2 separate regions of the Mus musculus genome follow, and region 2 is linked to region 1. A link is a loop called in an ENCODE intact Hi-C map of the cell type or tissue named here. Cell type or tissue: left cerebral cortex. All regions are shown on one strand. Each heading gives the region's core, and the rest is flanking DNA. Links, peaks and the distances in the headings are about the cores only. Region 1 holds the start of Gm40499 (a long non-coding RNA gene). Region 2 overlaps Sh3rf1 (SH3 domain containing ring finger 1).

Region 1 (15,569 bases), core at 4,798-12,797:
TCGATGCACACTGCCATTCAATAGACCAGGATGGGGCTTGTGGCTTCTCCATTTCTAGGAGCTGTCAGTTCCTGGAGCCACAATGGCAGCAGCAAAGGAATCAAGGGTCAGGCTCCTTCCCAAACTTCTTTGCTGTTCTTCCGTCTCAGGTGCCTCAGGGCTCCATCACTGAATCCTTTCACAATCTAAAGTCACTCCTAAAATGAGAGCTCATGGCTTCCCTCCTTTGAAACCGAGTCATAAAAGCCTTTGGCAACCACAGCTGGGTACTAAAATCAACTAGGAAGTTTATGGTTTCCTCTTCCCCCTCTTCCTCCCTCCCCCCATCCTCCTCATCAATTAAATGAACATCTCTAGGGTTAGTCAGAGGTCGGCTCCCGGATGACTCCCCACAGACGTAGCTAACTACATCTGGTCCACCTAACTGCTGGTCTACCTCTCGAAATCTCCCAGATCTAATCCCAGCCAGTACTTCTTACGTGAGCTCTGAGTGTCTTCCTCATATCCCAATTTATCCCAAGCTGCCATGTCCAAAACAGACTTCTGGATTTCCACCTGCCCTTCTACCTGTTCCCAACCCCCACCCCCTTCACTCCCCTACCCCACCCACCCCCACCCCACCCCCTACTCTTCACCTCGCTGCCTTGGTCACAAGACCTAGGTTTACTGTGGTGGCTCCATTTCTGGCCGTCCACAGCCCACACCCAATCCTTCAGCAAGCCTACTAGCTCTAACTTGTAAACAGACACTCAGCTTCATCCAGTGTCTGCAACCTCCACTGCTCCCAGCCTGAGCCACAAACACTGCTTCCATGTTGCTACACTTGCCCCGCCCCCTGTATCCTCTACTCTCTCTTGTCTGCCAGTCTCATAGTGGTTTCCCACTCAAAACCAAGCAAACCTCTTCCCGTGGGTCTTCTTGCTTTCTGCCCTGAAGCCCTATTTATTACAACCAAATATGCCCACACCTCGATCTTCAACTAGGAAGCTTCTGGAACTGTGAAAATGTAGACTATCGCAACCTTTAAACTATTTAATCACATGTTGGCTCTAGTGCTTAAAACAAAACAACAGAAGGAAGTTATTACCCAAGGCCCAAGCTCATTGTCAGTGTCAGAGCTGAGGAATTTCTCGAATCATGAGCTGCCTATCAACATGGCAACCAGCTAGCCACCAGGCGGCATGCTGCGAGGTGGAGCTTCAGGGTCCCTTCCTCCTCTCAGCATTATTTTTTAGCAATTTATTTCTCCTTCCTTGCTCCACAACACTTCAAACCCAGAGCAAAACACGCTGCAGGGCAATTTTTACAACTCTTTTGAAGGTACGATGGTTGGCTACATTTGAACGGAATTATAAGCCATCTTTAAGTACAGCACTTTCACACAATTCCATTATCATAAAACAAATACAGGAATTATATTGTTGATGTCAGCTGCACACACCACCTCTTGGGAGACACAAACATACTCATTATTACAGTTTTACTTATCACCGAACCCTACCATTTTAAATTCTTTTAGACAACACGCATCTTCCCCTAACAGCCCCCAGCTTATAAATGGAGAATCTTTACACACACTCATTTGCAACAAAGGAGACATTTTTTATTTGCTAAGATATAAACTAGACAAAAGCCGATACGTGTAGGGAGAGAGACCATGCTAGGGATGAGCACTGCAGTGTGGGGAGCACAGGCATGCTGAGTGAATGTGTACAGTTAACACGAGTGCGGGCATGTGAAGGATGCCAACACCACAGACCCTGGCTGGATGTGAACAGACGCCGACAGCGTGTCCAGAAAATACTAACCACAGCTCCCTCCTCTCATGACTACAGCCCAAGAACACGCCCCACAGACACCCCACTATGAGACTAGCTAAACCCACCTCTTTGTTTATCGGTAGACAAGAGCTCTCCTCAATCCGGATGTACAATACAAACATTCTGAGTTTCTAGTACACCTCCAGGAGAGCACACAGTTCACGTGGCCCCAACTTTTCTGTGTGTCAGTGTGTCTCATCATTCTTCATCCACTCGTGACCTCAATCCCTAAAGCTGTGCAGGTTGTAGCACTGAAGGATGCCCACAGTGACGTGAATAAACACGCTTTGTATATGTTATAAAAGTGCATTCAGTACGCAAGAAAACCATATACAACCCATTTTCTAGTCCTTGTCACGTAAGAGTAGCCTAGGAGAAGTTACTTTGTGACTTAGTGTTGCAATTAGGCACATTTAACCTATGTCAACTGTCTGATTCACTCATTTTTAGTTAAGTTAGTTACTGAAGTGTTTTCATGTCTCTGTATTTATCTTATTTGCATATAATATATATTATATATGTATGTATGTATGTATGTATGTATGTATGTATGTATAAATGGGTTTCCATAGAATTTAAGGATAAAAAGAGGAAATATCCCGTATTTAGTTAACAAATATATGTCATTTTATATCCAAGTATATGTATTTGTATATGTAATGAGATCACAGGGAGAGAGAGAGAGAGAGGATGAAGATAAAAATGCTAAAAATTTTAGTTTTCACAGGAAAGAGTCTTGAGACCTTTGTTTTGTTTTCTCAGGAAGTCCGTGTGGAAGGCTGTAGGGGACAGGACAGCTTAGCCAGCAAAGCACACACTGCACAGCTACTGAGGACTTGAGTCTGTGAAGAGTCGTACATATGCTGGCACACAATGTGTTCACACATACACACAATCATGTGCACACAAGAGAAGAAAAAGAAAGAAAAGAGGATGGATGGGTGGGTGAGTGGACGGATAGATGGACAGGTGGGTGGATGGATGGATGGACTCTATGTCTGGGCCCCTCCTTAATACATTAAATCATAGGAACTGAAGGAGATTTAAAGAATTACTTGGCCCCATTTCCTCACCTTAGGAGAAGGAAGCAAATTGACTGCCCACAGTTGAGCACAGCTAGCTGGGAGGAATGCCCAGATAGGGGTCTAGACTTAGATAAAAGGGCTCCAGAGATCTGGCTCGAATGTGGTCAGGAGGGTCCCAGAGCAAGGGAGAGAGAGTGTAAGCTGGCTCTGTGGCACTCAGATGTAAATGTTCTATTCCTTTCTTTCGTGAATGTGTAGGGACATCAGTGGAACCCGGCTCAGACTGTGTGCGTGTGAGCATGCGGGCACTCACATGGTATCACAGACTGTTTTCCTCAGTTCCTGTGTCTCAGGCTTTTTCTATCATGTCCCTCTTCCCCTTAGACACACAATTAGCACAAACATCCTTGAACTGCTGCCTCTATACTTGAACATTGTGCTTTTAGCATGGAAGATTATACTCAGGGTTTAATATTCTTGTTAAACTCTCTTAGTCTACATGGCAACGGGGGCTGTATACAGGGAGAGGGTATCCTGGATCTTCTGGGTGTGCTCAACGGAATCACAGGGGCTCTAAAATCAGAGCATCCCCACCTGGTTCTGAGTTGAGGATGTGATGAAGGAAGCATGCTCAAACAGATACAGTGTAGCTGGCTTTGAAGATGGCAGAATAGGACCAGAAACCAGGAGAGGGAAGGTGTTCTCCTCTAGAGCCACCAGAAAGTAATGCAGTCAGTCCTGCCTGTGCCCTTGTTCTGGCCCAGGAAGGCCCATGTCAGATGTCTGATTCATCCGAGGGTTAATCAGTGCAGTTTGAGGTCACTCAGCTCATTGGAATTCATTTCAGAAGCAAGGGGAAACTAATACCCACCGCCAGCCACCATCCTCATCCGGCATGTCTGAGGCACACAGACATATGGAAGAAATCTAGCCTTGTACCTTTGAGGACCTGCCCACCGTCTTCAGGTTATACGAGGGTAACTTTAGAACGGCGCACAGCTTGACAACAGAGAAAGAGGCTCCCGAAAGCTGGACAAAGACAACAGCGAACAAACTTTGAACAACTTAAGCTGTACTGTTTACTTTAGCATCCTCTTTGAACTCCATGTGCTTCCAAGGGAAACAAAATTTACTTTGAATAAATTTTACAGTCTTCTACTTGAAACAGCTGGTTGGAGTTTTCAAAAAGCATCTTGTCAGAATTATGCATTTTTTTCTTCTTAAGACATATTCCACCCACTAAGTCATACCAGAAGCCTTGGTAATCACGGAAAGTAGCTTCGTGAACACGAATCCCTCCGATGTCCAGCCTGCAATAAGCCTTTTAGAGAAAGGACCAAAGACACCAAGTGCCTTCTACGTAATTCTGAAGAACCTACACAGGTCACCGCATCTCCACAGCACGGGAGGGGTGAGCAGGGACCGTAGTTAGGGATGAACAAAGCCAGGCCATCCCCAAACAGCAGATTCAGCTAAGACGCAGCGGGAGCTTTAACCAACTCCTTCCAATCTCCAGCAGAATGTGGCACAATCTGGAAAGAGATTTCCCATGAAGAATATAGAACAGAAGAGGAAAAGAAAGGCGGGGAGAGGGGGAACAAAGGATTTAAAAAAAAAAAAAGTTAAACCTGAATACCTACAGAGAAAAATGTGCCCAACCCGGAGTCTGAGGCTAATGTCCCCAGTCTGGTTTATACGAATACGGAGCCTCCACCTCAGTCAATTGTTGACATTACGTAATTAGCCGGTTACAATAATAACACTGCAGCTTACCAAACTGCCACAACTGGAGGAATTTTAACTACTTTGGTGAATTGCCTGTCACCAGCTACATCTGTGCTGCTCTTCAAAGCAAAAGTGAGAGAAGAAAAGAGGTGAATGCTTAGTATGCAGACGGCCATGGAGCAAGACAAGAAGGGTCTGGCCCGCCGGGGAATGGGGGCTTGGGGTATTTACCCCACGCCCATCTGTTCTTTATTTTTGGTTAGTTAGTCCAGCCTTTGCTTGTTGCCTTAAGTAAATAAGATTCAATCAAGCAATTCACATAAGCTGGGAACTAAGAGAGAGAGAGAAAGAGAGAGAGAGAGAGAGAGAGAGAGAGAGAGAGAGAGAGAGAGAGTTATTGTCTACCCCAAACTCAGATCTTTTATTTTCCAAAGCCATAAATATTAACATACACTCAAACACTTAAGCCAAGCACTTTCAGAGATTTTTATTCTTCCATTTAAAAAACAAAAACAAAAACAAACAAACAAAACCCCTGTAACCTAAATAAATGATAAGATACCTCTAAAAGAACTCCTCAGACAGCTTTGGCATTTGCCAAAGAAGGTTCCACCTGCTGGGACCTTTTCTTATTCACACATTCACTCTGGGGAATGGAGACTGCTATATTCTTTTCTTAGTCAAATAAGTGACATCTGAAATAAAGCCTAACCCAGGAGCTCAGACAAGTCCCAGAACTCTGAACATGAGACACACTGAACACAATGTCCAGACCTGCACTGGGACCATTAGGTATTTCTCACTAGGTGTCTGAGAGCACACTTCATTTGGAAGGAACCTCAGAAATTATTTATTTCACTCTTGGTTTACAAAAGAGAATCCTCCTCTATCGCAAGTAAAATGTAGAATCCTGTAGTGTGGATATTCTGAGATGGGCTAGTCTCCCTACCCCTGCCCCCTGCCTTCTCCAGGGGACGGACGGGCAGAAGGGTGCTTCTGTCCTGTTCCTCCAAGGCAGCCACACTGAGAATAACGGCCTCTCTGTGGTACATGCTCAGATCTCCACCCTCACCCACCCCACCCCCACGTTAGAGATTTACACTTTTCCTCACCCTGACACCTTAACTCCAAAGTTCTTGAGCAAACTTTTAAAGTCCTCACTTTTGAAGATTAAGAATAAAATCTCTCTGATTCCCAAGCAATTAAAATTCTGGTGATGATATGTACCTCTGTGTGTGTGTGTGTGTGTGTGTGTGTGTGTGTGTGTGTGTGTGTGTGTGTGTAAAGGTCTCCTGACATGGTCCATCTATAATATATGGATAATTATCTATTGCAGACATGTACATTTAATACTGCTTTCCTGTTCAGTCTTTAATATGTACCATCGTCTCTGCCCTTTGGGGGACTTTCCAACTATTGGCCTTTTATCATAAATGATAGTGCCATTGGAGAGTGGACATGGGGCTCACAGCTACTCAAATCCCCTTAGCTAAGCAAATCCCCTTAGCTACCTTGCTTCCTCTATTTTTCTTCATAGTAGTCTTCCATTGCTAATTATCCATAGAATTACCATTTTGTTATATATTTATTTTTTATGTTTCTCGCCTGTCTTTCCACTTTAATCAGGAAAAGAAGTACATTTGTTTTAATATTGTATTGCTAGTACCTAGAGCTGTGCTGGACACACTGCAGGAGTTCAGTAATTTTTGTTGAATGAATACATAGCTTTTTGTGACTGACATGTTGGAGGATGTGAAATATGGAAAATGAAGGAAAATCCAAACATGTATTTCCCAAATGTATCCTAGCTCTCCTGTATTCAGGGCCACCAACTTAATAGTTTTGAAGCTATCTGTACCTTATCCTGTGACTGAAAAACATGGTAAATTATCTCAGGTGCTTTGTCAAAAATAACTTGACTTTTCCACTCAAAGCAGGTAAAACACAATCACAAAAGACAACAAAAATATATGAAGTAACTGCTGTTATATGAGAAAACAATGTTTCTACACAATGTATAATTAGCTATGAATGCCAAAATCGTCTTTTTCCAATTTGTTCGTTTTTGTTTTTGTTTTTGTTTTTGTTTTGTTTTGTTTTTGTTTTTCAAGACAGGGTTTCTCTGTATAGCCCTGGCTGTCCTGGAACTCATGCTGCAGACCAGGCTGGCCTCAAACTCAGATAAATCCACCTGCCTCTGCCTCCCAAGTGCTGAGATTAAAGGCATGTTCCACCACTGCCCAGCCAATTTGTTCTTAATTTCTTAGTATCACCAAGGAAACTTGAAACTGTATACAATATTATGATAGACAATTGGAAGATACAAGACCAGATTAGCAAAAGAGTTAACCTCTAAGTTGAAGGGATTTTACTGGTCTCCATCCGAGTGATTTGGCAACTTTTGACCTGTCTTACAGGAAATGTTTTCCATAGACACAAATGGCTGGTTTCACTGTTAATCATTCGCTTCCCTCTCCTCTGTGTCTCTTTAGCCCAGGCTAGCCTGCAGACGGATGTACAAAGGAGAAGGTACTCAGATGCAGAGAATATCAACATATTTAACCACCCAGATAGAAGGACAACTTTATATGTCCTTAAAGAAATTATACTAGATAGTAGATATGTTAGACAAAGAACCCCTAACACTCAAAAAAGCAAGATACCTTTAGTAATGTTTAAAGAAAAATAATTCTAAAAACAAATTATCAACAAGAAACAACAGAAGGTACCACTGTGGCTGGGAATCTTCCTTGGGTTATAGAAATATAGAAAGAACCCTTTTCTCCACTTCTATAAAATCAGGACATTTATGGGGCTGCAAAGATAAAGCTGCCAGACTGTCTCCGTAGTGTGGTTCCCAAGGAGCTCTGTCTGCTTTTAAAGCGGTAAGAGGTGATGTCATTCCTTTTACTTAAATGTGTTACCTGGGCTATAGCAGTGTAAGAGGCACGAGTTGTTAGCAAACAGTCCTTGGTGGCTAATGAAAATCCACCCACAGGAGTGCTGCAGTACACAGGATGTGCTGGACCTTGGGGGGCATTACCCATCAGCTGGCTGACTTGGAGCACTGGCCGCCCCTACCTCTGAAATCCATTTAGTACAGCCTGTCTGTGCACACCATCTGTGTTACCAGGGCAAAGTCTCTGCCAACTGCTTTCCACCTACAATCTTTGCTTAATTCTTCTCAAAATTTAAGTTGCTGCTAGTTCCATGGGCAGAACCAGAGGAGCAGGCACCATGCACCCAGGCATATACTGACACAGGCCTGATGTTCCTCACTGGGGGACTCTAGAAAAGACACAGGACCTGGGCCAGAATCAGGGTCGCTCCAATTTGTCCCAAGTTACTTCACTTCCCCGGGTCTCTCATGAAGACAGCTATTCAGATTTAACTGATCCAAAGAGAACATCATGATCTTAATCTCGAGTCCATGGCAACCACTAATAAACTATGGGGAAAGGATCTTGATTGGAAGACAAGGAAGGCCAATGGCACAGATTTCTAACGTCCTACACTTAGGCACGGTAGGAAGAGTTGTGTTGGGTTTTGCACACTGGCTAAGTGTAGGGGATGCCAAGATCAAGCCTGTGTTAGCAGATGTAAACTAAATTATCCCTTGAATAACGTCATCCAGGGCTAAAGGAGGCTGAGAGCTCTGGGCCCAGCAATAGGCAAGACTACACTCATGGGTGATTATCAGTTATAAAGGGTTTTACTTCCTGACTCAAACTCTTGGTGTCTCTTTCAAGCAGCGGTACTACAGGGGGCAGGAGGATAAAAGTTTCCTTATTCTTGACATCTTGCAAGTGAGACCAGGAGTTTATCTGCTTCTCTGTATGACACTTCCTTCAAAAGGACAAACTATTAACAAGAGTTTGCAGCCCTCCTCCCTTCCGGGTTATGAAGATCACTATCTAAAAGGGTGATTCTTTCATTTTCCTCACTCGAGCCACGGATATTTTTCAGGGCCCCACCACAGACCAAACACCAGGCTAAAGCACAAATGTGAAGTGATGAATAAGGCAGATATGGAGCCATAGAGCAATAGGGCAGAAGGAACGATAACCCTCCAAACCAAGTGCGTATAGTGTTTAATCTCGCTGACATCTTTAGCTGAAACAAGAAATGGTACTTAATGGTGGTTTGATAAGAATGGCCCCCACAGACTCCCTCATAGGGAGGGGCACTATTAGGAGGTGTGGCCTTGTTAGAGGGAGTATGTCACTGTGGGGCCAGTCTCTGAAGTCCTCTATACTCAAGGTATGCTCAATATGGCCCTCACTCTTTCTCTGCTATGAGTGGATCAAGATGTAGAACTCTTAGCTCCTTCTCCAACACCATTTTGGCCTGCATGCTGCCATGTTTCCTGACATGAGGAAAATGGACTAAATCTCTAAGCTGTAAGCCAGCCCTTAATTAAATGTTTCCTTTTATAAGCATTGCCTTGGTCACATTGTCTCTGCACAACAATAAAACCCAAACTAAGACAGAACTCCTGGTGAGCATTCTTTTTTTTTTTTCTAATAGGAGAATACTTTAATTGTCCCAAGGTGATTGACAACTTCTTGTCCCTACCTTCAAAGTTCCTACAGAGGAAAAGGAACAGAGGAGAGGAAATGGGGCCAGGCCAGAGGCAGAAGACCACACCCCAGCCATAGCCCAATCCAAGGTCTCAACAGCCATAAGAGCTTGAGGACATGAAAGAGCCCATTTAAAACTTTGACTCTAGTCCAGCCTCCTTTGTCCCTTGAGTCCTCAGTGGCGACTGATAATAACACTTCTGAATAGATGCTGCTTTGAAGAGTGAAAGGCTGGGACATTTCCCTGCTCCTGGCGATGTGGCTAAAGCTATAAAGGTAAAGCTGTAGAGACACACACAGGGTCAGGCAAGAGTTAGAGACCCAAAAACTGAATTGCTGAGCTCCCTCACACAGGCCTTTATCCCCTATTGCCTACGGTCCATTGTGCCCCAGGAGTCCTCAGAAACACACAAGAGGACACTGGACCCTCCACACTGTGAGATGGGCATCAGCTCATGCTTATCAGTAAAGAAAGAGATGTTGGTCTGGAGAGGTGGGTCAGCCATTACGGGCACTAGCTGCTCTTCCAGAGGATCCAGGTTCAAATCCCAGTACCCACATGGTGGCATAATTGTCAAAAATTCCAGTCCTATGAGGTCTAGTGTTCTGGCCTCTATGGGCACCTGGCACATACGTGGTGAGAGACATACATGCAGGCACAACATCCATACGCTTAAAATAATAATAAAGTTTAAGAAAAGGAAGCAAAGTCATGAAACTATATGAGTTCGGAACTGGCAACTTCCAGGGATAGTTTAGTATAAGAAATGGGAACGCCTCCTGCACAAGGATAATCGGCCACTTTCCAACAAGAAACTAACAAAGCTTTAAGTAAAGTGGAGTTTCAGAGTGCCTGCACTCACAGCTAAGAATTTATGTGACTCATTTTTATTAAAATGATAGTATTTCTCAGAGACTGAATATAAAATAATTGCTATATCCAATCTTATTTTCTTTCTGATTCCACTATAAAACTTCTTGTGCCTGAAGCCACACAAAAACAGTTAAAAAATTAAATTATTACAAAAGGAATTATGGAGGTAGAGGTGGCTCTGTGGGTAATGAATGGTACTTGCTGCCAAGTCTGAAGACCTGATTTCCATCCCTGAGACCCAGATACAGGGGGAAAGAGAGAACTGCATTCTGCAGTATGTTCTCTTACCTCCACATCTGCACTGTGGCATGCCTACACACACACACACACACACACACACACACAGAGAGAGAGAGAGAGAGAGAGAGAGAGAGAGAGAGAGAGAGAGAGAGATTCCTTGTGATATTTCAAACTATTAGGGTTGCTAGAGCTATATTCCCTAAGTAGTATTTTAATGACAAATATTTTTGTATTTCCTCTGTGTGTTTGTGTGTGTGTGTGTGTGTGTGTGTTTGTGTATAGGTGTGTGAGTGTGTGTGGTATCACTGTCTGTCCATCTGACTGTCTTAATCCCTTTCTCTCTCTCCTCCTCCCCACATTGATATATAACTTTTTAAAAAGATTTATTTATTATTATACATAAGTTCACTGTAGCTGACGCACCAGAAGAGGGTGTCAGATCTCATTATGGGTGGTTGTGAGCCACCATGTGGTTGCTGGGATTTGAACTCAGGACCTTCAGAGGAGCAATCGGTGCCCTTACCCGCTGAGCCTTCTCACCAGCCCGATATATCAACTTTTAAATTTCTTTTATTTCTGTTGTTGCTTTACGAGTTTGTTTGTTTCTTTATTCTTTTTCCTTCTGTAGACTGGGTTTCACATGGCACAGGCTAGCCCCAAACTTGCTATGTAGCAGAGAGCCAAGGATAGCGAACTCCTAAGCCTCCTGGCTGAACCTCCACGATGCTGGGATTCCAGGTGTGCAGCCCGGAGCCCAGCCGATGTGCAGCCTTCAAGGCTTATTTGCTTTTCATTAGCTAAGTCTCCATCAATAGCAAAGCAATGAAGTCTTTTTACAACTTTATTATCTAAGCAAGCACCTGAATCTATAAATAACAATGTTATCCCGAGTTCAGATCAGCTGTAATAGTTACCATTGAAAAGAAAGAAATGTAAAGAGATGGCTCAATGGATAACAGAGCTGGCATCTAGAGTGTGGGAACCCAGTGTTCATGAAAAACAAAACAAGTCAACTACAGCTCCTCAGATTAGAGCATTTGTTGCTCTTGTAGGGGATCAGGGTTTGATTCTTAGCACACACATGAAAGCTCACAACGTCTGTAACCTCAGGGGATCCAATGCTGCCTTTTGGCTTCTGCTAGCACCTAGTGTACATATAGAGCAGATACATATACATATATACAGACATAAATACATGCATACATACATACATACATTCATATAAGCAAGCAAAGCAGTCATACAAATAAATTGAAGTGAATAGATCTTCAAAAATTAAAGGAAAAAAAGTGTCCCTTTGTATGTGACAATAACCTCTGCACTGTAGTAGAGACAGAAGACTCACAGGGACTTGCTGACTGTCAGACCTGCTCAGATTCAAGAAATCTGAGCAGATTCCCTATCTCAAGGGAATAAGATCAAAAGATGTGCATACAGCATACAGAGACACACCACATACACTAGAGTACACACACGCACACGCACACGCACGAAATAGACATGCTTTCAAGCAAACAGGGAAGGTTGGTTAGTGTCAGCCTTTCTTCCAAAATTCATTTTAACTTGGAACCTCAGCATCGAATATTATTTGGGTATATGGTCTTTGAGTTGAGCCACAGTGATTCAAATAGGCTATATAGCTAGTATCTAGAATCTGTACAAGAAAGCCACGAGAAGGCACAGCTAATCAGAGCAAAGAGAGATGGGTAACAAAGGCAGACATCATGATGACACAAGTAAAAAGCCAAAGGATGTTAAACATGGCTAGTTCCAACCAGAAACTAAGGCAGAAGAAAGGATTCTCCCCCAGAGCCTTCATCACGGCCTGGCCTCCACTTAGGTTTCAGACCTCTAGACTCCACAACCCTGGGAGTAAATATCGGTTTGAAGCTATTCAGTCTGTGATAATTAGTCATGGTAGCCCCAGGAAAATCACACAGTATCATTAACTAAAAGGCATGATTGCAGAAAACCGGTATTCCAACGACCCATTCACTCTTAAAGTGATACACTGGTAGAGTGAAGACACATGGGACGGCACAGAATCCATTGAAGAACGCGGGCTTCGAGTTTCCTTCCTCGTGCAATAAACCAGGATGACCACACATTCAGAAAGCACAGTGCCCCAGAGCACTTCAAGGTAGGCACTGAATTTCTCTATAACAAAGGAAGGCCTGTGCACAGACAGCACATCTAACGGCCTGACCAGGAAGAAAGGGCACACTGTTCCCTAATCATTTCTGAAAGCCCTCCCCTTATTGACGGCAAAGGAGTAATGAAAATGTTGTTGCAATCATTATAATTCACTGGAAATCTGACAGGGGAAGAAAAGCGCACATGTAAAAACACCGACACACTCAAAGTCTTTCAAGCTTCTCTGGCTTGTTTAACAATTCCAGCCTGCCTGCCACAGTTCAATAAATCCTAAATGAAAGGCTTTGTATAGAAGTGGCCAATGCTGGCAAAATAATCTCTTCCATATTTCCTATATCAATTTTGTGTGGTGCGTCAAGCTTTCGGCACGGCGTGTTAAACATGTGCTCTTTTCTTCGCCAATATATTTAGGTGGCCGCATCACAAAGGAAACGGTTCGTCAGAGACTATTGATGCTCGGAGCTGACTCTTTTCAATGGAGCTAGGCAATTGCCTTGACATCTTCAACAAGTTACATACAGCAGATGGGGGAAACTGCACCAAACTGGAAATTCCTGGGGGTGACATTCAACTGTCACTCCAGTGAAGAGGAAAGCGCTTTGGCTGAAATGGTTCTTCTGAGGAGACTCTTACTGGTTCAAGTGGAGTCTTCTCTGAACATCTAATATGAGGTTTTTAGGGGTTCTACCTCCCTTGATGATTCAAGGGTACCTAACAAGAAATTAAATTTATCCTAACCAGCCAGTGTAATGTCCACTTCCCGGCCATTTAAATCCATTCAGAAAATATGACCTGTACCTACAGTTATCCAACTATGTCAGTCAAGTGGCAGCATCTGCCACTTGTAATTTTTGCTGCTGTTTCCTGATGATTTCTATCCCATGATCTCTCTCTTTCCTCTAAAGGTGTGGGGCTCTACTTTCAGCAGTGCCCGAGGTCAGCAAGATGGCAGAAGTCCTGTGGGCCAGCATGAAGCTTTCTTATTCCCAGGCTCTGGATAGGGAAATTGGCCTAGGACCTATTAGAGCAGAAAGAACTGTGTATAGAAGTAGGTACAGTGGTGGGTTTTATCTTCCTAGAAAACACACACACACACACACACACACACACACAAGAGGAGAGAGAGAGAGAGAAAGAGAGAGAGAGAGAGAGGGGCAGGCATATAGTATATGTGTATGTCAGAGTGTGTACATGTGTGTATGTGTCTTTTTGAGTGTGTGTGTGTGTGTGTGTGTGTGTGTGTGTGTTTGTGTGTAAGCCAGATGCCAACAGCAGATAGTGTTCCCCAGGATTCCTCCACTGTTACAGGAAACGTTAAAAAGAACAGCAAGTTCCCACACTAAGCCAGCACTGCTGGGCCACAACATGACTCCAGCGGGTTGTTGTCATCTCTGCAGACTCTGCCCTGGAGCTCCTGAGACATCTCCATCCGACTCACTCAGCCCCATACAATGACTGCCCACCTCGCAGTTAGCTGTCACAATTCCCAGTAACCCAGTAAAATCAAGACTAGAAGCTTATAATCAACCAATCAGATTTATACATCAATAAATTGTTAATTCACAAGATGCCCACACAATAATTTCAGAGCCAATTGATAATGGTACAAGCTGCCCACCTAGATTAGACAAGTTATCCCAATTATTCTATCCCTATATAGCATTATAGCGTGGCTATTTAAAGCCACACGGAATCAGAATCATCCTGGTTGTCCTCCATCTTCTTCCTCCTCCTTCTCCTCTGTTGCTCCCTGATGCTCCAGCTCTTAGCTCCACCCCCTTTCCCCTGTCCAATCACAGGCTTCTTGTCTTAATATTTAAATTAATTGGACAGGGAAAATCCTGCTACACTCCACCTTGTATTTTGAGACAGGGTCTCTCACTGGATAGCTCGGTTGAGCAGCGAGTTAAACCCCAAGAATCCTCCTGCTCCATCCGCCCAATGCTAGCATTGCAAGCCTACCATGCCCAGCTTTTTAACCTCACGGATCCCCTTGCTGACACGGCAAGCCCTTCACTCACTGAGCCACCTCCCTAGCTCTAGGCCCTATTTTTTTTTTTTTTTTCACAAAGCACAGTGCCCAGCAGGCACACTTTAATTTATACTCTTTTTTTTTAGGTATTTTCCTCGTTTACATTTTCAATGCTATCCCAAAGGTCCCCCATACCCACCCACCCCCAATCCCCTACCCACCCACTCCCCCTTTTTGGCCCTGGCGTTCCCCTGTACTGGGGCATATAAAGTTTGCAAGTCCAATGGTAGGCCCTATTTTTTAATATAGTCATATCTCTTTTCCCTGTTTCAAGGCCACATGATAGGGTAAAATCAGGATTACCCCCAAACTATAAGAGGAAGAGGCATGGACAGAGAAACTGCTTAGTTCTGGTGTAATCAGGCCTACCTAGCCCCCATCCACTCTACCGCAGCTTAGCCTGGGCCTCTCAGGGAAGAGGGTCCACCTGGCTGAAGTTCAGATTCTACATTCAAGTGCTGTTAGGCTGACGGCAACCAAGCGATCAGTGCTGAAGCCTGCTACACTCTACCTGGGCTCCTCTCCTTTTCTTCCCTCCCTCTAGCTAAGTCGGACATCGGTGTTAACTTGGAGCAACAAACACTGTAGCTGTGGCAGCCTCCAACAGACAAGGCACAAGGACTCCACCCCCACAGAGTTATTTGAAGGAGATTTTTTTTTTTTCCTTTTAAACATAAATAAATGCCTGCAGCTATTTCAGGACTGTTATGTTCTACTTCGGTATACACAGATATTAAGCCTGCAAGTTAAAACTGTCGTTCCAAAATTGTTTCCTTTGGGACAGATAAATAGATCTTGTGCTTGTTAGTAAGGATGCTATGGTCTATTATATGGCTGAATGCAGCCTACTGTTCTCTGGATACTGTCAGAACACACTGCTCCCTGCTTAGAATGAGGAGACAAAGTCTCACCACACAGCCCTGTGGCCTGGGGACTGGAAGGTGAGGGCTCTCGTTAGCAACTGATCCTCAATAGTGAGAGTCTCGGGAATCTATAACCTGTGGTTAGAGTCAACAAGACACATTTGCAGGTTGATGCTTCCATATTACTGCTATGGTAATTTTTTCCTCTGCTTTTTTTTTTCTCCCTGCATATCTAATGTTATCTTTTTCCATTCTA
Region 2 (15,569 bases), core at 5,009-13,008, 49 kb after region 1:
TCAGCTGCCCTCGAAGTGGAGTTACAGTTAGTTGTGAGCCACCGGGCAGGTACTGCCGGAACGGCAAGTGCTCTTAATCTCTGAACCATCTCTTCAGCCGACAGGCTCTTTAGAAAGGCCCTTCAAACTCTTTTTTCATGTGATAAGCAAGCAATGACACTCAACTAAAAGAAACTAAAGTCACCTTTGAAGGATTAGGAAATCTTTGAGATGACTTTTATTCTGGGGTTTTGGGTTTTTTTTTTTTCTCCTTAAAATTCTACAATATTTCAACCTAAATTTAAATTATTTCTCTTTAACCTAAAGATATAACAAGTACTAACTATTTAAATATTTCCAAATGCCTTCAAGTAATATCTTTGTGCGTGTGCACGTGTGTGTGTGTGTGTGTGTGTGTGTGTGTGTGTGTGTGTGTATGTGTATGTCTATTGAGGTCTCACCTGTTCCAGGCTGGCCTTCAATTATCTATGTAACAGAAATGACTTGAATTTCTATTGCTCCTGCTCCCAACTCACTTTAGAGCAGTGGTTCTCAACCTTCCTAAATGCTGAGACCTCTAACACAGCCCCTCATGCTGTGACAATCCCAGCCCTCATGCTGTGATGATCCCTGACGATCCCAGCCCTCATGTTGTGACAACCCCAACCATAATATCATTTTGTTGCTACTTCATAACTATAATTTTGCTAGTTATGAATTATAATATAAACATCTGATCCGCAGGATATCTGATAAGTGACCCCGAAGCAGTCTCAACCCACAGGCTGTGAGCCACAGTGGGCTGTGAACCCACAGGTTGTGACATCACACCCATTTGTGTGGTGCTAGACTAACACTCTACCTACTGAGGCCCATAACTAGCCCAAGTGATGGCCTTATGGACTTCTAGTCCATAAAGAGAGAAAGAAAGCGGCTGGAGAGACGGTCCAGAGGTTAGGAGACCTGGGGTCTTGCAGAGAACCCTAGTTAGGTGGCTTATAACCACCACTTTCTCCCAGTTACACACATACACACACTCAAATTCAGACATATACATATAAAATTTCAAAGTCTTTACATAAAATATAAAAAAGGAAAACAGAGAAAGATTCAACAGTACTTACAACTCCACAAAAGAGTTATATTTAGGACAAACTGTCACAACTGTGTAAGGCCAGGACACCAGACAGACAGACAGACAGACAGATATAGCAAGTAAGAGAAAAGTGCACACCAAGGCAGGTAGTACAAAGGATCCGGTTCCATCTGGCGCTCTGTGACCTAGATGACCAGGAAGGCACAGGAAGGACTTGGGCAGCCAGAGAGGACACAGCTCAGTGGGTTGCGGTAGAACATGCTACAGAGTATGACCTCTGTTCTGGGTTTGAAGGCTGACTTTAAAGGCGGACAGTCTTTAAAGCAATTTTAGAAGAGTTGAATGTTCAGATCCACACTGGACAAAGACCCTGGGACAATGTGGACAATTAAATGGAGAAAGGAGAAGCTACAAATAGGTAGACCAAGCCAGAAGCGTCATGTCTTCATGGTGTCTTCACAACCTCCGTGTGTGTGTGTGTGTGTGTGTGTGTGTGTGTGTGTGTGTGTGTGTCGATGGGGACTGTGGCTCTAAAGTGACCAATTAAGAAATAGCATCTCAACTAGATTAAAAGACTTCCCCAAGGTCCTATATTAAAGAATAAAAGGCTGAAATTGACTCTAGATCTTTTGTATTTCATTCCGCTGGCTTTGACTTTCCAATCCTTTTGAAGTTAAAATAAAGGTTCTACTTAGGTCATATGATGTCCCCAGACAGCAGTAACTGGGGCAAATAAACTGAAGATGATTAGGTAACTTTCTGATTATAACACACACACACACACACACACACACACACACACACACGCACACACACGCACACACACGCACGCGCACAAACCACCGCATACACTACATACACATACACACAACCACAACATACACACACATACATACACATATACTACAGACACACACACATACATACATACATATATATACACACACATACACACACACACACATGCGCGCGCGCATACAAACCACCGAATACACTACATACATACACATAAAACTACCACATACACTACATACACACACACACAACCACAACACACACACACATACACACATACAAATATATATACACACACATACACACACATATACACAAACACACACACTGCTACTGGAAATTTTCACCGCCCCTTGCCAATCTTGTATCTTGATGTGCCAAATAAGGGTGATACAAATAAGGGTGACGAGCAGTGATACGAAGCACTGGCTGCTCTTCCAGAAAACCCAGGTTGAATTCCCAGCACTCGAATTGTAGTAACAACTGCCTGTAACTTCAGTCTCAGGCAACCTGATTCCTTCTACTAAGCCGCCATGGGCCCCAGGCACATGTGTTATACAAGCATACATGCAGGCAAAATACTCATATACATAAACGCAGATAAAAACAAAAGCCCCAGATAAGGTTCTCATCCAACAAACAAGTAACAGGACTTCAGTTTGGTCCCTAAGCTCTGAATATATAATCTACCAGCAGGCCAATCCATAGTACAAATGGTCTGGGTGTAGATGAACCTTCATAGGCAGCGATTTCCACTAAAACTGTCATGTAGACAAGCACAGTGGAGCCTACCTGTAACATAGACACTAGAGGAGTCCAAGGCACACACACAGAAAAAATGGTGCTCTCAAGGAAAAAGGCAGACCATTCTCTCTCTCTCTCTCTCTCAAATTCTGGCCTTTACTTGAAAGAACTGGCAAGTGGGATGGCCTTGCTAATTTAATATTTATCTGTCAGTTAGTATATAATATATAATAAAATAATTAGTAATTTTCAAAGAATTATAATAGGAGAATTTTAGGCTAAGAGCATACTGAATGTGCTTACTCAGGGTCTTCGCTTTAATACACAGCCATAAGTAATATTTAGTGAAGCCTTACTGCGGCAGGCGCTTCTCTGCTGGTTTTACACCTATTCACGCACCGCATTACAGTTTACTTCATTTAGTTCAGTGATAAACAATGAGTTCTTGTAAGTCATTAAAAACAAATCTATCTAGTTGTTTGAGATCGCCTCGTTGCCGGGCATCTGGAAAATGAAAGTTGTATTCCGCCACAATAATTCATTGACTGATTTTCTCCGCAGCCTGCAGATAATGAGCAACTTAATCAGCAAAGCCCCACCACCACCACCATCATCCCCCAGATCCATTATTCTTCCATATTGTCAGATCTGCCCTTACCAGCTGACATTTCATTAAGAGAAATAATTGAAAATCTCGCTTTCAGGTACATCCGAGGCTCTTCCTTCCGCTACAATTTCTGTTTCTCCCCTAACTCAGAGCAGCTATAAAATACTTTCTGTCGCTGTCAGGTATGTCTGCTTCAATAACCTATTCTAAGATCACCCCCACCCCTCACCCCCACCCCGAAGTGTCCTTTAATGCCCTATGGTTTCCTAAACCAAAAGTTCAAACAGCCCCGCTTACCTGTTACTGTTGCCCTGCCCTCCCACACCCTATTAATTCACATCCTCTCTATTTGGTCACACAGCCACCTGGGGTAAGCAGCCTTCTGAATGACATCTGAGTGACATCCTGCCCACTCTCCCTCCTGAGAACATCCGCCCAGAGTAAATCTTGTTTGCCCCAACTATGACTTTTATTCAAGAGGTTAAGAAGGAGTATGCCTCTGGCATCTGGCAGGCAGCGTCCAGGGATGCCACACTAAGCATCCTGCAGTGCATTAAACCCCAGCTTGTGTGCACAATGATATCTTTATAGACTAACTCTGACACTCAACATTTTTGTTTAGTTAAATTTTTTTTAAAACGTCATTTTTCTCAGTGACACAACGAAATTCATGGTAAAGAAAAAGAACCTTATACTTATTCAATTTTACTATATCCACTATTTTCATGTGTTATACATAAACACAATTAAAAAACAAAAACCTATGTCATTCCTATCTGTAAAATGACAGAGGTAAATTTCTTGCGCATGGCCACATGGCTAAGCTGTGAATCAGCTGATACTCAGGCTCATGCAGGCTAAATGAAGAATCCATGTGTGCGGGACTCAAATGTGGCTTAGCATTAGAGCGCTTGTCTAGCCCATCTCCGGGTTCAATCTTCCATCCCCAGCATGGAAGGAAGAGGAGGAGGAGGTGGAGGAAGAAGAGGAGGAGGAGGAGGGCCTGAGAGGAAGGGAGGATACAGCTATGGTCTTACCCACTGTGCTCCAGTGCCTGCCATATACTATCATGTTAATAACTACAACCCCACAGAAAGCGCACATTACAGGGGATATTATTAATTTCCTCTGCTGACATTTCTTCTGCATCCAATGTGACACAGCTGTTCTGGTTGACATAGAACTCAGACACCTGCCATGTACTTTCCCAGCCCCGCTTCTGGGCAGCCCTTCTGCTGCCCAGCTGCTTAGATTCCGGTTCCAGCTCTACCATAAACACTGGTTCGTTCCCACATGCCAGCACTGTGCGTTCCCACCTTCTTTAGGTAGAATTATGGCCTAATAATTTGCTTCAGACAAGAAAATCTGAGAAGTAAAAACATAATACTTCCAGGTAGAGACTGAGCCAACGCTCAGCTGCCAGCAAGCGCTCCTTTCCTTGAAGCCAGTTCTGAGACTAAGCTTTGCCAGCCTGGGACCTGTGAGGCAATACTGCCCACCATGCACAGGGGCTACTGAGACATGTGTGCTAAGTGAGAATGATGCTTTGTTATAGTAAACCTTCAGGCGTCAGGGATGTCTGCTACTGCACCACAACGCAAGATTATTGGGAGTGATACTTTTACTACGAGCGATGTGACTTTAAACAAGTTCCTGAACCTTTCTGCATCCGTCTCTGCACCTATAAAAAAAGTGACTACCTCATATTGCCACCGTGGAACTTAAAGAAGCCAGTGTGCACTGTGCACCCCAAACATCACCTGGCAAACGTAAGCTTGCATGCTTGTATGTCCTCATGCAAGCGAACACTCTCCAGCATCCCTACGGTCATTGGTCTCTACAATTCAAGGAACAGATATGCAAGTGCAGAAACTCTTCTATCCTGTTTCATTAGTCAAAAAAAAAAAAAAAAAGAAAGATGCACTAACTGCTTGCATGCAACTGGTTGATTAGCACAGCAAGCTGAATAGCAAAACTCAGGATTATCCTCTGTTGCAAAAATGACATGGGAGGAAGAGGGGGGGAAAAGCGTAGTAAGAACTAAAAGGTAGAAGAGAGACGGTTGTATTTAACTGACCCAACTTTTGCGTCTGCCTCTTCCCCTGCCAAAATTACTCAAGTAAACAAGTGCAAATACACAAATACACGCACACTCTTGCTTCTCAATGAGCACATTTCCTTGCCAGCCAGCTAGAAAGAGATTCAACATAAGGAGCCAAAAACCTGGTGCCAACTGGCTGTGTGACACGCACAGTAATGTCTACCCAAAAAAAGCAGCCCCTGGCAGCTAGCGACTGCAAAGGGACTAAGCCGCACAGAAGTGATGTGTCGGGGAAAACCAACCTGGGATAATCTGAGATGCATGGTGAGGGACTGGATCAAGACCATTCTATTCTGAGAATCATGGGACACTAAGGGTATACATTATATGGCCATCGATGTAGCTGCTGTAAGTAATGACATCTCCAGGTGATTGGTGCAGAATCATGAACCAGAAGGGACACCTCGAGGACACGAGATGGAAAAGGGCCTGTGTGGAATAAGATGGACAGCAGAGCATGCCTATGCTACCGTCTTAAAGTGGAAATAAGGATGCGCCTACTTACTAGACATCACAAGCTGGGATTAGCAAGAGTCGGTTCTGGGAGAAGCCTCCATCCTGATGCTGAGGCTTCCTTTGAGGTTTTCTGTGCACCGCCCCCTTATTCTGCTCTCTGATTACAGATCCCTGCTATCCTTGCTACACTGGGAACTGACCCTGATCTCTTTTCTACCGCAATTACCCTCGCACAGAGGTCTTCCGCAAAGCCCGCTACCATTTTAGTAAGTGTCAGGGTAAATCGTCCTTTATCATCGCCAAGCTTAGTCAGCACTAAGTTGGCAGCTCAGCCCCGCAGGGAAAGGCAGGAAGCCACTGGTGCCATGTGCACAGGAAGTGTGGGCAACTCCCACGTGGCTCATGGAAAGCAGCCTGGAATCATGTTCACTGGCAGGAAATAGAAGACTGAGATAAGGAAGTCCCAACTCACCAATACTACTCTTCTGCAGATGCTCTGAGCTCAATGCACAGCACAGACGCTCTGGGCTAGCTGGGCTAGCTGCAGTCTTACAGGGCTGTCCTCACCAAGATGGACTGCAGGTTATCAACTGCAACTGACCAAGGTGATGTGACTTTCTCTAAATGAGAAGGGACTCATGTGGCAATGTCAGGAACCACCTTGATGGGCTCTGAGCCATTGATTGCCTCCTGAATCTGGCACAATTTGGCCAACCATGTAGCCAGGGCTTGTGTTCCAATACCATCTAACTGCTAAATAAAGATTGCCCAAGGCTTGTCAGCTTAGCGGATGTTCACTTCCACTGCATAAACATGTTGGCTACGTTCATGTACTGCTCTGAAAAGTCCTTTATCATTACTATCATCCTTCTGCCCGCTCCTGCCTGTGGTCCCTGCCTTCCAACACTTCAGCCACAGTCTCCGCAGCTCGTCTACCCCACTTTCTTCCTAGCTGATGTTTTAAACTACTATTTCAGACAAAATAAATAAATAAATAAATAAATTGACACTTAAATAACTTCAAAGCTAATTTTGTTTCCTCCTTTACCCATGAACAATCCAGGGTCAGTTCTCCACAACCCCACAGAAATGAGGCTTAATTGCTCAGCACCGCCTCCGGTCCATTCTTAAATGCAGCGGAAAACGTTAGCCACATGTGGCTCCTAACGCTACATAATGCTGCCTCCATCTTTTGTGTTATCTACCTTCCTCTACGTCTTGGAATTTTTTCCCCTTTCACAGCCATGTGTGGACGGACATTTCTGCCAAGATTGTGCCAACAAGACTGGTTATAAATCCACCTCCTTTGTATAAGGAGTATAGTTTTGTTATCACCACATCATCGTTATTAAAATATGCTGAAGTCCCCAAGCAACGTTCGGAAAGAAACGGAGAATCATGAGTGGCTAATAACGTGAACTCTGAACCTGAAGAACTGTTCAGGAATGACATCTCTGATACAGCCACTGGTACTCAGTCTGCATGCACATGGGTTGAAGTTTAAAATAACTTCTCAAAGAGAACTTTTCTTCTTCCTTTTTGGCAATCTGGGGCTCAAACTCTGCGCCACATATGTACTAGGCTCTACCACTGACCTATGTCCCCAGCTCCAAAATTAACTTTTTTTTTTTTTTTTTTTTTTTTTTTTTACCCAAGGCTTTTCTGGAAGGATCTAGTTTGTGGCCTCAAACATTTCACCTTCAGCAATGTGCCTTTTCAAATATTCCTATATTAATGCAAAAGAGTACACTATTTTAAAGAAATAGGAAGACTATTCTATTACTTGCACTTAACTGCACAGTAGAACGGAAGATGTACCATGTGTGAGAAGTTCAGATCAAAAAGCATCAACATAGACCTTAGAACACCCAAGGCCGTCGGCGGGCTACTCACTACTCTTGGCCAGCTGACGTTTGCAAAGTCAATTTAAAAACCCTCAAGATATCTGTTAACAAACTCAGATCCAACCATGATAGGAAGTTTGAGAATTTATGTTCAACTCTGGACAGATGCAACTCTGTTGTATGTGGATGGATGTTTCTGGTTTCATAGCTAACAAATGAAAAGTTAGAGTGTACATGATGCCCCATGACCATCTCAATGCAACCGATGTCTCCATCGCCTCACACACCCAAGTGTCCCACAATGATATTTCCATCAGCGGCAAGCCACATATAAAACTGTGGTCCCTTAGTATGCCCCCTACTGATATGTGCACTCATCTTGGTTTGTGTGAGTATACTTTTCAACATCCACATGATCAAACCACAAAAAGGCACACCTCTCCCATCTCGGTTTCCCTCTAACTCAAGTGAGCACATGACTGTAGTTATTTGTCAGGATAACATTTCAGGTTTCTTTCAGGAAGTCCCATGATAGCGATGCATAGTTGTTAACTGGGCATGTCACTGGGCTGCCTGACCTACCTTCCCCATCCTGTGACTTACACTATCTGTACACAGCCCATTTCAGTGTAGTGATCCACGAGGAAGTCTAAATGACCATCACCCAGGTCACCCCTCATTGCTGGGAAGCCTTGGTGAAAGAAGTAAAACGGTTCCTTTTAAAGCCATCTATTCGGACCTAAGAACGTTTAAGCCTGGGCTATTAATGTTCCACTCCATGTAAAATTGATCAAAATTTAAATATTCAAATTAACATATACATGTATTTCCCATATTCAAAGGGTCTTTAAGTTGGGATATGGTGACACACACACTTGTTATCTCAGCATTCAGGAGGCTAGAGGAGGATATCATGTTGGAGGTCAGACTGGGCTACATAGTGAGACCTTACCAAAACAAAAAGAAAGGAAGAAAGGAAGAAAGGAAGAAAGGAAGGAAGGAAGGAAGGAAGGAAGGAAGGAAGGAAGGAAGAAAGAAAAGGCAGGAGGGCAAAGAACTAAGATAATATAATAGATTTTCTTCATGAAAACCTCCCTCTGGCAGGAGCACAGTAAATGTTATCCCCAGTCTGCACAGAGCTGTTTCATCTGATTTGGAGAAAGAGGGAGACTTCTGTTTGTATCTTAAATTATCACCCGCTGAATGGAAGGCCCGAGGGATGGAGAAGGGTACAAAGCATCTGGACAAACAGGATGTGCTTTGGCACAGGCTCACAGCCAACATCTGCACTCCTGCCCTCCACCCAAGGAGAGAGTAAAGAAAGCCGCTCATCCGGCTACAGGGCCCAGGCTCAGGCGGTAAAGCACCAGAAACGCATCTTTATAAAACAGAGACCATGGCTATTTCTAAAAAACAAACAAACAAATGAAAAAGACACCAGAAGCAGAAGATGAGATCTTGCAGGAACCCCACATGCTGTACAGGTTGACTGTAACACTGAGATACACTGCCTTTGCCGCCTTCCTCCTAGGAGGCCTCTGGCAAAGTCCTGCTGGTTTACATTAAATCTGATAATCAGATACACACAGACACACACAACTATTATGCATTATAGAGTATTAGAGACCGGGATTGGAAGAATCTATAAACTCTCAGTCCTTTTTGTGTTACAATTTAACATTTTTATATGAACCAACACTATAATGCAAAGTGACTCTCTTCCACTCTTCCATCAAGCAGGGAGTTCTCTGGCTAAACCCAGAGGAATCCGAGTGTAATTCAAACACAAATAGGAGAAATCCCACCACTACCACCCCCAAAACCTTGCTTGGGCAATAACTCTTATCCCAGCATCTTTGCAACTTTTCTTATCAAGCACTATTTTTAGGATGAAATATTTCCAAAATTATCAGTGGGAAAAGATTAGCAACCTTAGAGCCCTATATCCTGGCACAACTATGAGCCAAATGAACATCCTGGGAGTGGAGAACCTTCAGCATGGAAACGGCCTCTGTAAATCAAAGATTTCTGGGTCTCAGGCAGCCCCAGGAAGTCAGATCCAGCAGGTTGGGCGGAGACTCAGGGGTGCACATTTTATCAACATCCAATGCACTGGTTCTTTTTTTTTTAATTTTATTTTTCATTAGGCACTTTCTTTATTTACATTTCAAATGTTATCCCCTTTCCTGGTTTCCCCTCCGAAAACCCCCATCCTCTCCCCTCTCCCAATGGTTCTCAACCTGTGGGTCATAACCCCTTAAGGGAGTCGAAGGGCCCTTCCACATGGGTTTGATAAGACCCATCAGAAAACACAAACATTCACATTACAATTCACAAGAGTAGCAAAATGACAGGTATGACGTAGCAAGGAAAATCATTTTATGGTTGGGGGGTCATGGCACCTGAGGAGCTGAATTAAGGGGTGGCAGCATTAGGAAGGCTGTGAAGTGCTGATCTAGTGTCTCTGAGACAAGCAGACCTCAGAGTAGCCCTGGAACCCCGTCTAAGATGATGATGATGACGTCAGTTCTCAAGCCCCTCCCCCACTCTCGGCTTCCTTCTTTTCACTTCACAGTTTCCAGACTATGCCTCATTAGATCACTGTGTTTCAAAGACATTATTCCCAGGACAACTACCAAAAAACTCAAACCAAAACAAACAAAAAGCAAAAACAAAAACAAAAACAAACACACAAAACTGTACCAAAAGGTAAGGCACACCAGACTAGGAGAACTGGCTGGCTGGTATCCTGCTCATTCTAGGCTAATTCTATCATTACCATCTTTAAATAATATTTAAACACTCCCCTGACTATTAATTTTGTTATCTATATTCCCCAGTTACCTCATCTATACTAAAATCAGAGGATGCCTGAGATTTAAACTGGCCCTCAACAGCCTTTTGCAGTGGGTTGCAACAAGCCTTGCTTTCTCATGCTGTGTTTCCCCATTTGAACTTTTCCAGAATGAGAATAATTTTACCCATTTAATTTATTTCCTTCTTTTCCAAAAGGTGGAATAAATACCTGGAGATTCCCACCCACCCACCCACGAGTGTAACTTGTTGCACGAACCACCGTGAACTTAGAGTCAGAGTAGAGTCATAGATTTCTCCAATAACTGCAGACATGGCAAGCTGGCCTGGGGTTGCCAAAGTCAATATGTTACGTCTGTCTCTAGGGCAACAGACTAAAGGAGTAGTAAATAAAGTTTGGAACCACATTCCTGCTCCTTTCTCATTTAGCAACAGGCCACTACATGCCCCCCATCTCAGGGCATCCCTGTGTCTGATCTCAAAACTACAGAGAGCGATTTGGGAGGTGGGGTTCTACTCATTTTTAAAGACCTTCCATTTCTCTTGCTGTTCCTGCACTTATTAATTCAAACTTTTATTGTCAGGTCTTTGTATTTGCCTGCCCTGCACAAAAATACATATATATATATATATATATAGAAATATACAGATGTATAGATATATAGATATATACACACACACCATTTAAATTATTCTCCATTTGAATAGTGGACTGTAAGCACTCAGCAGCTTAATTAAAAATCTGCAAACCCCTCCGCACAATGGATCAGCGCTGGTTCAGCAAACACTTCCTGCTACTGTTTATAAAGCTCTTATGGGTTTTTCTTTCTTAAGCCACTACACAGATGATCTCTTTCCAACAATTCTAGGATTCCACAGTACATCTTTTTTTTTTGTGGACTCAAGAACACAAAATGCTAATCAATTTCCTACATGTATGTTAATAATTCAAATTCATCTAGGTAAACTAGCATTTATTTGAGAGGGAGAAACACAAAATCCAGTTTCCTGAGCAGCCAAAATGAATGTGGGAATATGGGAGATAAACTGATATATGTGTGTGGTGGCATAATAATAGTAACACATCAAAGGGCATGTTTGGGGGGGCTGAGTGTAGGAGGGTATGATATGTGTGAATGTGAGTGTGGGAGGTGTGAGTGTGTATGCGAGTGTGTGTGTTTAAGTGTGTGTATGTGTGAGTGTGACTGTGGAAGGTGTGAGTGTAGGTGTTTGTGAGTGTGTGTGAGCGTGAGAGGTATGAGTATTTGAGTGTATGTGTGAGTATCTATGTGTGAGTGTGTGGGAGTGTGGGAGGTGTGAGTGTGGGAGGTGTGAGTGCATGTGAGTATATGTGAGTGTGAGTTGAGTATTTGAGTATGTGCATGTGTGACTGAGTGTATGTGTGTGTATGTGTGTATGTGTGATGAAGTCCAATGCCATATCTACAGGACTGCATGTTTCTAAACCTTTACAGTGATACTTAGTTGTTTTTGTGACTGAATTCTATAAATTATACTATAATTATATATGTAATTATAATTGTACATATATAATTCCATAAATTGTACTCTCACTTAGCATTTTACCAATGGGAAACAAGTGCATTCCGTGTGAAGAAGTAAATCAGAATCCAAAGGGAAGGCTTGTGGAAAGAGCTGCAGGGGGCTGGCGAGATGGCTCAGTAGTTAGAGCACTTGCAGGGCACCCAGGTTCAATTCCCAGTGCTACATGACTGTTCAAAACAGTGTGCAACTCAGTTCCAGATAGTCTGATGCTGCGTCTAACCTTCATGGGCTCCTGAACATGTATGCATATACATACACTCAGGTACATACACAAAGTAAAGTATAAATATTTTTTAAAAGCATAGTTGTCTATATATTAGTACAGATCATGGGGTTTACAGAAATAAACATACCAAGCTAAGCACACTAAGCAGCCATTTCACCAAAGTGACATGCCAAACATCAAATTTGTATAAAACAATACATACTTCTTACTACCTGACAACCTCGAATCCTACACTAGCTCTGATTTATAAGAATTTTCTTAGGTCTAGTGTTATGGAAAGAGCAGGTCAGAAGAAATCTAGTTTTTAAATACATCATTACCAACTCTGACAGTAATGTGCCTCAAAGAAGAAAGTCAACTTGTAGTGTTTCCTATGTACAAATCCCACAAGAGTTAAGCCTGTCTGTGACCGAAGCATGAACAGAAGACTCTAAAAACTGTGTGTCCTGGAATCACTCCCCAAGCCATACTGACCAATCATCTACACTCTCAAATGTTCATGGCAAGTTCCATCTAAATGTAGCCAGTCTTTCTATGGTTGTTTGTTTGTTTGTTTGTTTGTTTACTTGGGTTTTGTTTGTTTTGTTTGTTTTGGTATAGTTGGGAAAGAAAGGATTTATTTTAGCCTGCAGTTCATTGTCCCTTATGAAAGGAAATCAGGGCAGGAACTCGAGACAGGAACCTTGAGGCAGTTACTGAAGCAGAGACCACGGAGGGATGCTGCTTACTTGCTTGCTCCCTAAAGCTTGCCCGGCCTGGTTTTTATAAACCCAGGACGGCTTGCCCAGGGGTAGCACAGCTCACCTTCCACTTCAATCACTAATCAAGGACTCTTCCCACGCGATTGGCCACTTGCCAGTCTGAGGAAGGCATTTTCTCAATGGAGGTTCCCACTTCCCAGATACTCTGCTCTGTGTCAAAAACAGCCCAAGGATGTAAATGTATATATTTTCGGGGCTCTCGAAACGTCTCTAGCAACCTCTTCTCGAGAGCTCATGCTTGACTGCTGGGCAAATCACATCACACTGATAGAGCAAGGAGAGTAAATCTCTGTTTCTGCTAAAGTATGGTGAGAGACACAGCACACAAAGAATAAACTCTCTGCAGTAGGTCGGTAATGAAGACTGAGTCTTGAAACTGCGGGATATCCTATAAAATCAAAGTGCAATCAGTAAATCATCTTTAATGCTACAGGAAACCAAAAGAGAAGCCACAGGGGAGTGTCTACATGAGACCACCTTCAGCAGATCCTCCCAATAAAACTACATCTACTGAAAAGAGGTCATACTGGTTCTTAGGCAAAATAATCATAAACTCCCATGAACGGCCGGTTTTTCCAAATACTAACGGCTCAAGTCTAAAAGAAACTGTGCCACATCCCTTATAAAGCTACAGCAACTGACAGCATGGCAGGTAAGAAACACCTACAGATGCCCAAAAGATAGCTAGCTGTGCTCTTATGAGCTGAGTAGGCTTTCGTGAGACAGGGATGTGGCTAGACAAGGTGTCACTCAAGGTTCTCCCTGAGATTCATAGGATCTCACAGCATTCAGTAGAAAATACAGCATCCCACAGTGTACCGGCCAGCTTACTACAAAGAGGAGCATTAATTAGGCAGATGTTTCATAGAGAGCTCAGATTACCCCACATAAGGAAATAAAATAGAAGTAAGCTAGAGGGTACAAAATTCCCCTAGCATCTACTAAAGGTTCCATCGAGAATCTTCTACGGATGCTGCCACTAAGTATCAAACTTCCCCAGGAGTGCGTGCAGCCCTGGCATCTGAGTGCCGTCACTTTGCCCTGCTCCACAGACTCTGAAGAGGTCATGCTTAATGGCCAAAAAATTTACTACATGCCTAAAGGAGAAAGTGGACAAGGATAGGCAGGCCTGCGGTGTGATTACCTATTTAGGCATGCAAACTGTACTTTAAACATAATTAGACTAATTCCCTCCCCATCTCAGCATCAGCATCTGCACATGCAATTAATTACAACCGATTTCTAAAAGCCGCTTTGGAATTCTTTGTGTCGTTCCCCCCCCCCCCCCCGCTTCCCCAAATTAAATTACCAAGCAACAAATTTAATTTTTCAACTTGAGTTTTAAGAAAGGTACAAACTTAACATTAACTGGGTCTGATCCTCTCCTGTAAGTCATTTAACCAGCAATTACGCTACTCTAAAACTAAAAGCCCATTCAAGTTATCTCATCTATATAATAATCCCTTGGGAAGATGACAGTCTTCTAGAGGTGCTGTAAGAAACTTCATCCTATAGTTCTCTGCCTAACACCAGTGCAAAATCAGACCCAGTCTGCAGGAAAATCAGGGATGTGCGCTAAGAAAGCCATCTTCCAGTGTGTGTTTTATGCATTGGCTCCCCCACCATAAATCTGGAACAGTTAAGACGCTATAATAAAGGACCTCCCGTTGCAACTTACCATAGTAAAAAGATATGCTGATTGGAAAGTGGGTCATGGCTGAACATGAAAGTTCACATAGTAAAACTGGAGGAGGGAAGGGAGGGACGAGTTAAAAGTAAAGTAAAAGTGTTGGAAACAGGGGTGGTGGGGGAGAGAGATGCCAATAGAATTATACAGAAGTGCAAAGGGCAGCAGGAGGGCCAGACCTAATTGCCGAGGGAGCATCTTTCTGACTGATGTCCTGGGGACCAGTGAAGTACGGAACATAACTGTTCATGGCAACATAGGTAGTACCTGGTCCAGGGGAGAGGGTATGAGACCAGCTTCCAATTCTATGTGAGAAGAAGACCACAAAGCACACAATTATCTTATTGATGGAAAAACACAAGCAACCATTCCGCTGTTGAACAAAGATGAGGCTCTAATGGAAACTTCCAGCCTATTGTGACTCCCTGGGTAAGAACACCGGAGGAAGCATGCGCAGGCAGGCTTAAGTATGGTAGCTGGTGAAGCACGTGACTGCGGCCATGTTTATGAATGCCCCCATGGGGATGGTGGAACAAACTTACATAGACTATATATGTACAGGAATGATCATATTAGAAAAAGAAATTCGTTCCCACTCTCACCAGGATCCAGACACTCCAAAGGAATCCACCCCCAATGTGGTTGTATTATTTTACAAAGAGGAAAAGAAAAGGGTATCTGAAGGCTAATCTGGATCTACACTATGCCATATTCAGAAGCATGCACAAGTCACGACACAGCCAAGATGAAGAGGTATTTCCGCCCACTCCTTAAACAGTTTTAGGTACAGAAAACAATGTCGCTTCTCCTTGAGAATATGTTAAGCATAGAACTTTGTAGAGATGCAATAAAAAGCGCTCCCATCCATGGCCTCATAGCTGAAGCACACCAATA

The links. A loop is a pair of places that touch in the nucleus more often than their neighbours do. Peaks named below come from ENCODE experiments on the same cell type or tissue, not always from the same donor. Only the 100,000 strongest peaks of a DNase experiment are listed, where the experiment ranks them.
Region 2: it touches region 1 in a loop (2.3-fold over the local background); 3 of 42 quality-filtered maps call a loop at or near these places.

The regions. Positions count from the first base shown.
Region 1 is chr8:61,298,776-61,314,344 of GRCm38, reverse strand. All of the region lies in intron 2 of Sh3rf1 (SH3 domain containing ring finger 1), which reads right to left. Gm40499 (a long non-coding RNA gene) reads right to left here and starts at 13,557. Exons shown (of 2, transcript XR_870456.2): 1 at 4,486-13,557; 2 at 919-4,377. In left cerebral cortex, for the core only: no CTCF peak of the experiment used is centred there; DNase peaks (open chromatin) are centred at 7,600, 8,086 and 8,108; H3K27ac peaks cover 1,106 bases.
Region 2 is chr8:61,249,614-61,265,182 of GRCm38, reverse strand. All of the region lies in intron 2 of Sh3rf1 (SH3 domain containing ring finger 1), which reads right to left. Among named protein-coding and RNA genes, the nearest start is that of 1700001D01Rik, 31 kb to the left of the region's middle. In left cerebral cortex, for the core only: no CTCF peak of the experiment used is centred there; DNase peaks (open chromatin) are centred at 5,452, 5,800, 6,150 and 8,891; H3K27ac peaks cover 520 bases.